Regions from separate parts of the Homo sapiens genome. Here region 2 is linked to region 1. A link is a contact called in ENCODE POLR2A ChIA-PET data. All regions are on one chromosome and are shown on one strand. Each heading gives the region's core, a stretch centred on a gene start or an enhancer-like site at or near the end of the contact. The rest is flanking DNA. Distances are from core to core; before and after follow the strand shown.

What was found. ChIA-PET counts read pairs that join two places held with the same protein, here RNA polymerase II (POLR2A).
Region 2: POLR2A ChIA-PET joins it to region 1 with 10 read pairs in T-cell. The contact joins the promoter of COX20 here to the promoter of FAM89A in region 1. POLR2A ChIA-PET finds 5 or more read pairs at or near these places in 2 of 52 experiments (T-cell and naive thymus-derived CD8-positive, alpha-beta T cell).

What each region holds. Positions count from the first base shown.
Region 1 is chr1:231,037,438-231,041,781 of GRCh38, reverse strand. FAM89A (family with sequence similarity 89 member A) reads left to right here and starts at 1,528. Exons shown (of 2, transcript NM_198552.3): 1 at 1,528-1,861. The coding sequence starts at 1,571. RefSeq lists silencers at 1,367-1,476, 1,737-1,786, 2,427-2,506 and an enhancer at 2,169-2,850.
Region 2 is chr1:244,834,012-244,838,170 of GRCh38, reverse strand. It overlaps COX20 (cytochrome c oxidase assembly factor COX20), which reads right to left and starts at 2,513. Exons shown (of 4, transcript NM_198076.6): 1 at 2,415-2,513. The coding sequence starts at 2,456. RefSeq lists silencers at 2,160-2,449, 2,490-2,539, 2,780-3,119 and enhancers at 2,620-2,739, 3,280-3,339, 3,843-4,159.

The DNA.
Region 1 (4,344 bases), core at 279-2,778:
GGCTCTAGGAGGTGGTAAAGGGTATAAAACAACCCAAAGTGCAGGGCTCTTTTATGTTGGGTGTCTGAAGTGCTCAGAACACTTTATAATTTTGATCCCCTTGAATGTAGCTAGAAAATTAAATCCCTTTATAATTAAAGCCAATAATGAATGGGCATTAAAGTTATCCAATCTATACACTGCATTAGTTTTTAATCTGCGGTTGGGCTGTAGCGTTTACTTCTTGATCTTTTCTATCTCTAATCTGGTTATAACTGCCTGTCATTTTTACTTTTCCTGGGAGGGGCAGAGTCTCTCTCTCTCTTCTCTTTTCCTCTGAGGTGTGCGTCGTGTTTATTTTTGCCTGAGCTGATGGATAATTTCCGAGATTTAATCCCTTTCTCTGGTTTCCTGACATTTCCACTTAGAGTTACTCTTGTGTTTATGGCCAGAATGAAAGGCATGTTTACTAGTGTTTTGAAGTTTCAAAAGTGGGTCTGGCGTTCTTGCTGACTGCTGCGGGTACTGCTGGACAAGGCCGTGCTGAGAAGGCCAGCGCGCCCGGCGGCAAGGAGCGACCTGCCCGGGTCTGGGGCCCCCAGCCGCCCCCCGCGGCGAGTGGGAGGCAGCAGGAGGCGGGCTGGATTCCGCCCTCGGGGAGGGCCGGGGGTCCTGGGACCAGAGCCAGGCCTCCTGCCCTCGACGTCCTGCCGGTTGTGAGCCAGAGCCTCGGTACCCCCACCCCCTGCAACGGCCTGCTTCGTGGGATCTGAAGCTGGGCCGCCCCCTGGGCAGGGCAGGGATCGGTGAGGCAAGGAGCTGAGGAGCGCTGGCAGGTAAGGGGGAAGTCTGGAGCCGGGTTGGAGGTGAGCGGGCGTTGAGGGGTGGGACAGAGGGAGTGGAGACGGGGCTGGGGGCGAGCCAGTGAACTGGGGGTGGCACAGAGGAGGTGGGAGCAGAGATGGGGGTGATCCGGAAGCCTGGGGTGGGGGGTGAGTGGGTTCGGAGCTGAGGGTGAGCCAGTGAGCTGAGGGTGGCACAGAGGGCGTGGGGGCGGAACTGGGGGTGAGCCGGGAAGCTGGGGGTTGGCACAGAGGAGGTGGGGACAGAGATGCGGGTGAGCCGGGAAGCTGGGGTTCGGGGTGGCGCGGGTGAGAGGGTTCGGAGCTAGGGGTGAGCCGGGAAGCTGGGAGGTGGTTCAGAGGAGGTGGGGACAGAGATGGGGGTGAACCGGGAAGCTGCGGGTCGCGGGGGGCTTAGTAGGTTCGGAGCTAGGGAGTGGCACAGAAGGGTTCGTGACGGGGCTGGAGGTGAGTCGGGGGGTTAGAGGGTAGTCACGCGGAGTTGGAGATGAATTAGGGCGCTGGAGGGGCGCGAGGGAGGAGGAGACCCGGGTGGAGGCGAGCCCGGCTGCTGGACGCGGACGCCACCCGGACCCGGGGCCCGCGCAGGGGCCTCGAGGAGAGGGGGCGGGGCCGGGGGGGCGTGGCGCGGGAGGGGAAGTGGGCGGGGCACCGCCGGGAAGGGGGCGGGCCGGGGGAAAGCCTTGGTTCGCTGCAGCGGGGCAGGCGCGTGGCCGGGCCGCGGCGCGATGAGTGGGGCCCGGGCGGCGCCCGGGGCCGCGGGCAACGGCGCGGTCCGGGGGCTGCGGGTGGACGGGCTGCCCCCGCTGCCAAAGAGCTTGAGCGGGCTGCTGCACTCGGCGTCGGGCGGCGGCGCGTCTGGGGGCTGGCGGCACCTGGAGCGGCTGTACGCGCAGAAGTCGCGCATCCAGGACGAGCTGAGCCGCGGGGGCCCGGGCGGCGGCGGGGCCCGGGCGGCAGCGCTGCCCGCCAAGCCTCCCAACCTGGACGCCGCTCTGGCGCTGCTCCGCAAAGAGATGGTGAGTGGGGCTCCGCGAGCTGGGGCTCTTCCCGGCCGGGCTCGCCGTCCCGGGAAAGTTCGCGGGGACCGCGCTCTGTCCGGAAGTCCCCGCGCCCACCCGCCCTTTCGGGCTCCTCCGCCCCAGGCGCCGGCGCCGTCCTCCCAACGACCCCCATTTTTCTCGCGTGCTCCGTGCCCACGATTGGAACCCCCGCGGGAGAGCCCCGCGCGCAGAGGGCGGCTTTCTTATGCCCGGCGCCCTCAGTCCGGCCCCGCTGGCTCGGAAACCTGGGCGCCCGGAAGCGCTGTGCGGGGTTCGTGCCTGGCCTGGGGGCGGGGGCGGCCTTGTCACCTCTCCCCGAGTGAAACAGACCTTCCCGGTGGGGGAAAGGCTTTCACAGCGGCCCAACGGATTAACGCGATTGCGTTTTCCTACCACGAAGAGGACAACTTTTGTCCGCCGCCAGTGTAGACAGCAGATTGGAACAGCCCGGCCCCCTTTCCGGCGCCCCAGGCCGCGCGTCCGTGATCCGATTACCGCGGGATGGCCCCGGCGCACAGATGGCTGCGAAAGCAGACGCGCACCCCGGGCGAGGGAGGCGGCCGGGTCCCTCAGCCCCGCGAAGCTGATTGCCCAAACCCTCTTGAGAAAGGTGGGAGGTGGCTGTCCTCCCGGTCTGGGTGCTGTCCATGTGAGTTCTTCGCCTTGTGTCTAAGCTCCATACCATGGGCTCAGTGTTTCTCTGTGCTTGGGAAGTACATTAGCTGTTTGTGGACCAGAACACACATGATTTAGGGTGACGCTAAAAGTAGGACAAGGGCAGGGATTTAGGCAACAGCGAGTCTTTCCCCAGCTTTCTCGGCCAGGCGTAGGCCAGGCAAGAAGAAATCAAAAACTTTTCCTCTTTTCTACCATCTTACTGGCCCCCATCACCTCCTCCCAATCCCCTCGTTTTAAAAGCCTCCCTTTCCATTCACCTCGTCCAGGTTGTCTCCTTTCCCTATAGGTAAATTGTTAAGAAATCTAACATTAGGAAAGCTGCCTTTTCCCAAAACTAAATTTGCCAAAAAATAAATTGTTATAGGAATCTTTTAAATATGTATCTAGTGCATTTAAGATATTGTTTAGAAAAATTCAGGGTATGCATACTTTTTTTTCAGGAGCATTATCTGTTCTGAAAACTAAGACTTAATTGAATTCAGAAAGCAGCCTTAACACTTTTAATCAAAGAGATATTGTCTTCCTACTCTGTAGCTGGCATTGAAGTGATTTCCAATTCTCACTGAAAAGATTTTCTAAGCTTCTTACAGAACCACTTAAATTCCAAGCCAACCGTTTTTAATTTATTAAAAAACATTCATTGACATAAGCATCACACAGCTGGTGAACTGCATTTTAATTAGATAAATCTACACGTAGTGTGTTTACAGTCTGAACTTGGACATAGCAGAACCACGGGGGTGAAGTAGGAAGATCATCTTTGATTATTTAAATTCCATACTTGAGCAAGAGATAGAAAAACCTCGGGGCCGCTCCTGTTGTGAAGCTGTGGTTTATAAACATGCTCTGGAGTCTTGCTATGGTGGCTTGGGAGTCAACGTGCCATTCCCAGAAGTATTTTTCCAGGTCCCTCCTGGTGTGACTGAAGCACAACCACATCCGTATAATTACGCCTTGGACCAGAGCTCTCTGTAAGCCTATTTGAAGCACAAGAAAAATAAACAGCCATCTTTGGTCTGCCTGGTATTTAGCTGAGATAAAGATAAGATATGGCTGCAGGTTTTGACAAGTTCCTTTCAAGAAATGTCACAAGGCCTTTAAAGTTGCCCAGAGAATCTTTCGGCTTTTTAATTGATTTACTGACTTGGGGCCATGGGGTCTGAGTGGACAACTCAAGCTGAGACTCCCTCTGGGGAGGCCTTGCAAAACAAGAACTGGGAGTTCATTCCTGAGATATCTGCAAAATAGTTTGTGTTGATCTGTTTAAATTGAAGGCCTGACGTCAAATCTGTGGCAGGGGACATAACTAGATGTCATGGTAGAATGTGATAAATGCCTTAAAGAAATTTTTTTTTTTAAAGCAAGCATAGAAAGAGGGGCAACTTCTAATAGGGACAGGGAGCAGGGTGGTGTGGAAGACCTCAGAAGGCGACAGAATTTCGACAAGGGAAAGAGGCACCAGGAAGGTAGCTGCGGAGCTGGAACTGGGAGTGCGCCAGTTTGAAATGTGAGCAAGAAGGGCCTGGGCAGGTGGACCGAGTGGACTCTGAGAAGCCTGAGTAGCAAGGATGGGCATTCAGCAGGAGAATGGTATTATCCCAGTTGGACTTTGAAGAAATGAATTCTACAGCAGGGTGCAGAAGGGAGAGCTGGACTTTGGAGGCTCAACAGGAAGATGAGAGGTGTTCATGGGAGAGGTGATGGAGTCCCCAGCAGGGTAGGGGGCTTGCTAATGTGAAACAAGACTCATGTGGGAGACACTTTTCTGAAGCCGAAGCTGG
Region 2 (4,159 bases), core at 1,264-3,763, about 14 Mb before region 1:
AATCCACATCAAATATATTAGCAAGTCTGGAAGGATCCACATTCTAAATACATCCTGAGCCAGACCACTGCCCACCAACTTCATTGCTAATACAGGTTGAGCATCCCAAATCTGAAACTGATACATCAAAAGACAATTTTTTTTTTGAATTGGGAAGCTCAACCTGTCCTATCAAATTACCATCTATCAACAGTACCTTTCAGATCTTGATTCTACTCATAAAAATGTGTATCAGATGACTATAATAAGTCCTCTGTAGCCTCCGATTATGCTCAGAATCCTTACCATTGCTCCAAAGGCCCTACATGATCCCATGCTCTTTCATATCCTACTCTTGTCCACTAGTCCAGGTACAGTGGCCTTGCCATTCTAACAAGCCGAGATGGTTATTACCGAACGAACACATGCTGCCTTTCTCCTGGATCTTTGCATGACTGGCTCAGTAGAAGTCTTGCTTATTGATTCCTCCAGTAGAATGTCAGCTCCTTAAAGGGATTTTTCCTGTCTTGATCAGTCTAGTACCTCGTTCAGTGTCTAATACTCAGTAGGTACTCTAAATATTTTTTGAATGGGTGAATTAAGAATTTACCTGAATGTGAATTTACCTGTATGTACCAAATTTCACATTTTAAAGTTTCTTAAAGGACAAGAATGTGGCAGAGGACAGTTTTTAGGGGCTAGTTCTATCAAGGTATGCCAGCTTGGTAACTCCCATTTTTACTTTAGGTTTGCTAATTCTTATAATAAAATAATCCTCCCTGGGTTGTGCTGGAATGATCACTGACAAATTCTTTTAAAAAAAATAACCGCAGGCTTCCTTTCTGACAGCACCTTGGGCTGTTAATTCATCATAGCTTCTATTAATTTAATTAGCTTTTTGATGGGCTCTGATAGGTACTACTGTTTCATGAGCAATTTTTGTTTTTTTGGCCTCCCACCTCTGACTGTGCTCGGTTTGAGGCTTATAACTATCTTCATTTCAACAACTACAGTATTGTTTTGCTACTTACTGATGGGCCAGTTAAATAGGTCAATGTTGATCCTCTTTTAAGTTTTTTTTTTTTAATTTCCAATGGATTAAACCACCTTTATGACCTTTAAAAACAGCAGTTATCTCCTACCAAAAGTCCCATTCAGGATTCCAGTGTTTATCACAAAACTGAATCTAGGATTTACTGTGTGTATGCAAAGATCTTTTTTTTTTTTTAAACACTAAGCTTATTCCAGATGGGCAGTGTATGGGACAGTAAAAACAGATAAGGCACCAGTAGTACGTAAACTGACAACCTGTTGGATATTAAGTATGAAAACAATTTATACAATATTTGTTAATATTAACCATATGATCTGATGTCATGGCCAAATTTGGATGGAAGCCCACCAGAGAAGCAAGCAAGAGCAAGAAGTGAGCAGAATTTCCAAGCTGGGAGAATATCTTAAGTATATATTAGGAGCCATTTAGCACACAGTGGGTCTTCTATAAATATTTGCTCGTGATTAGCCAATGTTACGATCTCCCTAGTTTATATTAAACTTTTTTCCTCTTGCATTATTCTTTTCTGAATACCTGTTCTGCCCTGAGGATATAAATTAGGTTCCCTGCTCTTAATAAGGAGCCCAGGAAAAGAGGAAAACAAGATCATTTATTACCTTCCAATATGATAAATGTAACGACGTACAAGATGCCTGGGAAGATGGGGAAAGTACGTAAGTCAGCTTTGGTGAAACACAGGAGCCCTTCCAGGGAGAGCGCTTGGTTTAGCTTTACTATACCAAGAATTTGGGTTTTATCCTTAAAGAGATAGGATGGGCTGCTACGACTGGATGTTAGGCAGAGGAATGAAAACTGTCCAGTTTACAGGCTGGAAAGGGCCAGCGGACAATAGTGGAAGGTGGATTCAGGAGAGTATGGAGACAGGGACACCAGCTAGGGAGGCTACTGGTGATGGGGAAGAAATCTTAACCCTTCATCTCATCGTAGTACAATCAAGTCATCCCTCAGCAATTACTCCTATGTTAAATGTGATGAATACAACGTGTTAAAGACAAGGCACCTGTCCTCAACGGAGCTTTAATCTCTACTATTAGCCTTTACTAACAAATTACAGTGCAGTGCCCTTAGCAGCAAAATTTTCTCGCCAAAGATTCAGTATTGTTAGCTTATTTCATAATGACCTGTAGTAAGTCATTAGTACTACTGGTCCCCTCCTCCCCCTAGTTTTGGTCAATTTTGTCCCGGCCACTTAGATTAAAATGTTGGAGGCTTGGGATAAGGACTAGGAACAGTTAAAATAGTTTCAAGCCCATGGGTGGCAGAGAAGCCAGTGACACGTGCTCCGGGCCTAGGAGCTCCGCGGAGAACGTCCTTACCCACCGCCCACCCGCGGCGCGCGCCCCGCCGACCCCCAGGTTACCTTCCTCTCCTCGGGCTCACCGGGCTCCGGCGGGGCGGCCATGAGGACTACTCCGCGACTCCACCCGCCCTGCACCGCCGGGGTCGCGGAAGCAGAAGCCCGGCTGGCCGCGCCCCTCCCCGTCCCGCCCCCACGCGCCGCCGCCTCCCGCCCTGTTCCGACGCGCCGGCCGCCATTTTAGGGAATGTTCCTAACGCTCCGCAGTGGCCGCACGGGGCCGGGCTGTCATGTCCTTTGTTCCGTCGAACGGGTCACACTTTCTTCCAAGCTCGGCACACAGCCTGCAGGGGCGGGAGAGCGGAAGGAGATGGGTTCGGAAAACAAACCGACTCCTAGATTCCTGGCGAGGTGGGGGCGTAACCGAGCCAGACAGCCCCGCTTCCCGCGCCAGCCCCCTGCTCCGCCCCAACCGCCATTTCTAACCGTCTCCGGCGCGCGTGCTCACACGCACGAGCCTCGGGCGCGCGCCGAGGGGCGGGGCCGCTGCTTTGTCCTGCGGGGTGGGCCCCACCGCGGGGGTCGGCCCGGCCCCAGCCCCCAGCCCGCCCCAGCCCACCGACCCGGAAGGCGCTCCGCGCTGGCTCGGCGGCCCTCGTCCCCTAAGTGTCCTTTGTCCTTCCGGCCACGGGACGAGCCCTTGGTGCCGGGGCAGCCCCACTCTGCACCAGCAGCCATTTAGTCCCCCGCGCCTGCCTTGCGCAAACGGGGCTCCCACGCCCACCCCACTTCCTCCCTTTTATAGTTTCATTACTAAGTGGCTTTAACATAGAACCGCGCAGTTCGCCTAAAGGAGACTGGGGACAAAATGGAGGGAGCAGCTCGCTAATGAACATGCGTCAGCACGTTGGTGTCCGCGGAGAGGGCGCGCGTGTGGCGAAGTCTTCCGGCGTCCCCGAAGGAAAAATGCCTCTGCAACGTGCATTTTTGATGTGAAGTCGTGTTCCACGTTTCACTCCTCCCTAAGACTGCGACATAACGTGAAACAAAATACTGCATATTGTCGAGCTCAATGGAGAACGCGTGCATGCAGGGTCGAGCCCATTTTTCAGCCATCAAAATAATACAATGCAATTTTTTCTAGTATTTATAATTTTTCCCCTTTAACTTTATGCCTCCTTTATGTACTTCTACATTTCACGTTTAGGTTATATGTAACCTAAGGGCACTCCTTAGGAAACTGGACTTGTAGAATATGTCATTGTGCAAAGTCATGCTGCTTCGAATTATGCTGCGCGCTGGCACACAGCAAGCGCTCAGTGTTAACGATGTCGAATTCATATTAAGTACTGTTCATTGGGCGTTTTCTTACTCCGTAAGGACCTTACTTGCATGCCCATTTGATACCTTTCTACAATCCCAGTAAAATACACAGTTAAGGTTGTGTATTTATGTGTCACATTTTTTTTTTTGAGGTTTTTTTTTGCGGGGGCGGGGGGGGTTTTTTTGTTTTTGTTTTTGAAATTGTAGTTAGAAACTACATACTGTGCCGGGCGCGGAGGCTCACGCCTGTAATCCCAACACTTTGGGGGCTGAGGCGGGCGGATCACGAGGTCAGGAGTTCGGGACCAGCCTGGTCAACTTGGTGAAACCTCGCCTCTACTAAAAATACAAAAATTAGCCTGGCGTGGTGGGGGGCGCCTGTAATCCCAGCTACTCGGCAGCCTGAGGAAGGAGAATAGCTTGAAAACGGAAGGCGGAGGTTGCAGGGAGCCGAGATCGTGCCACTGTACTCCAGCCTGGGAGAA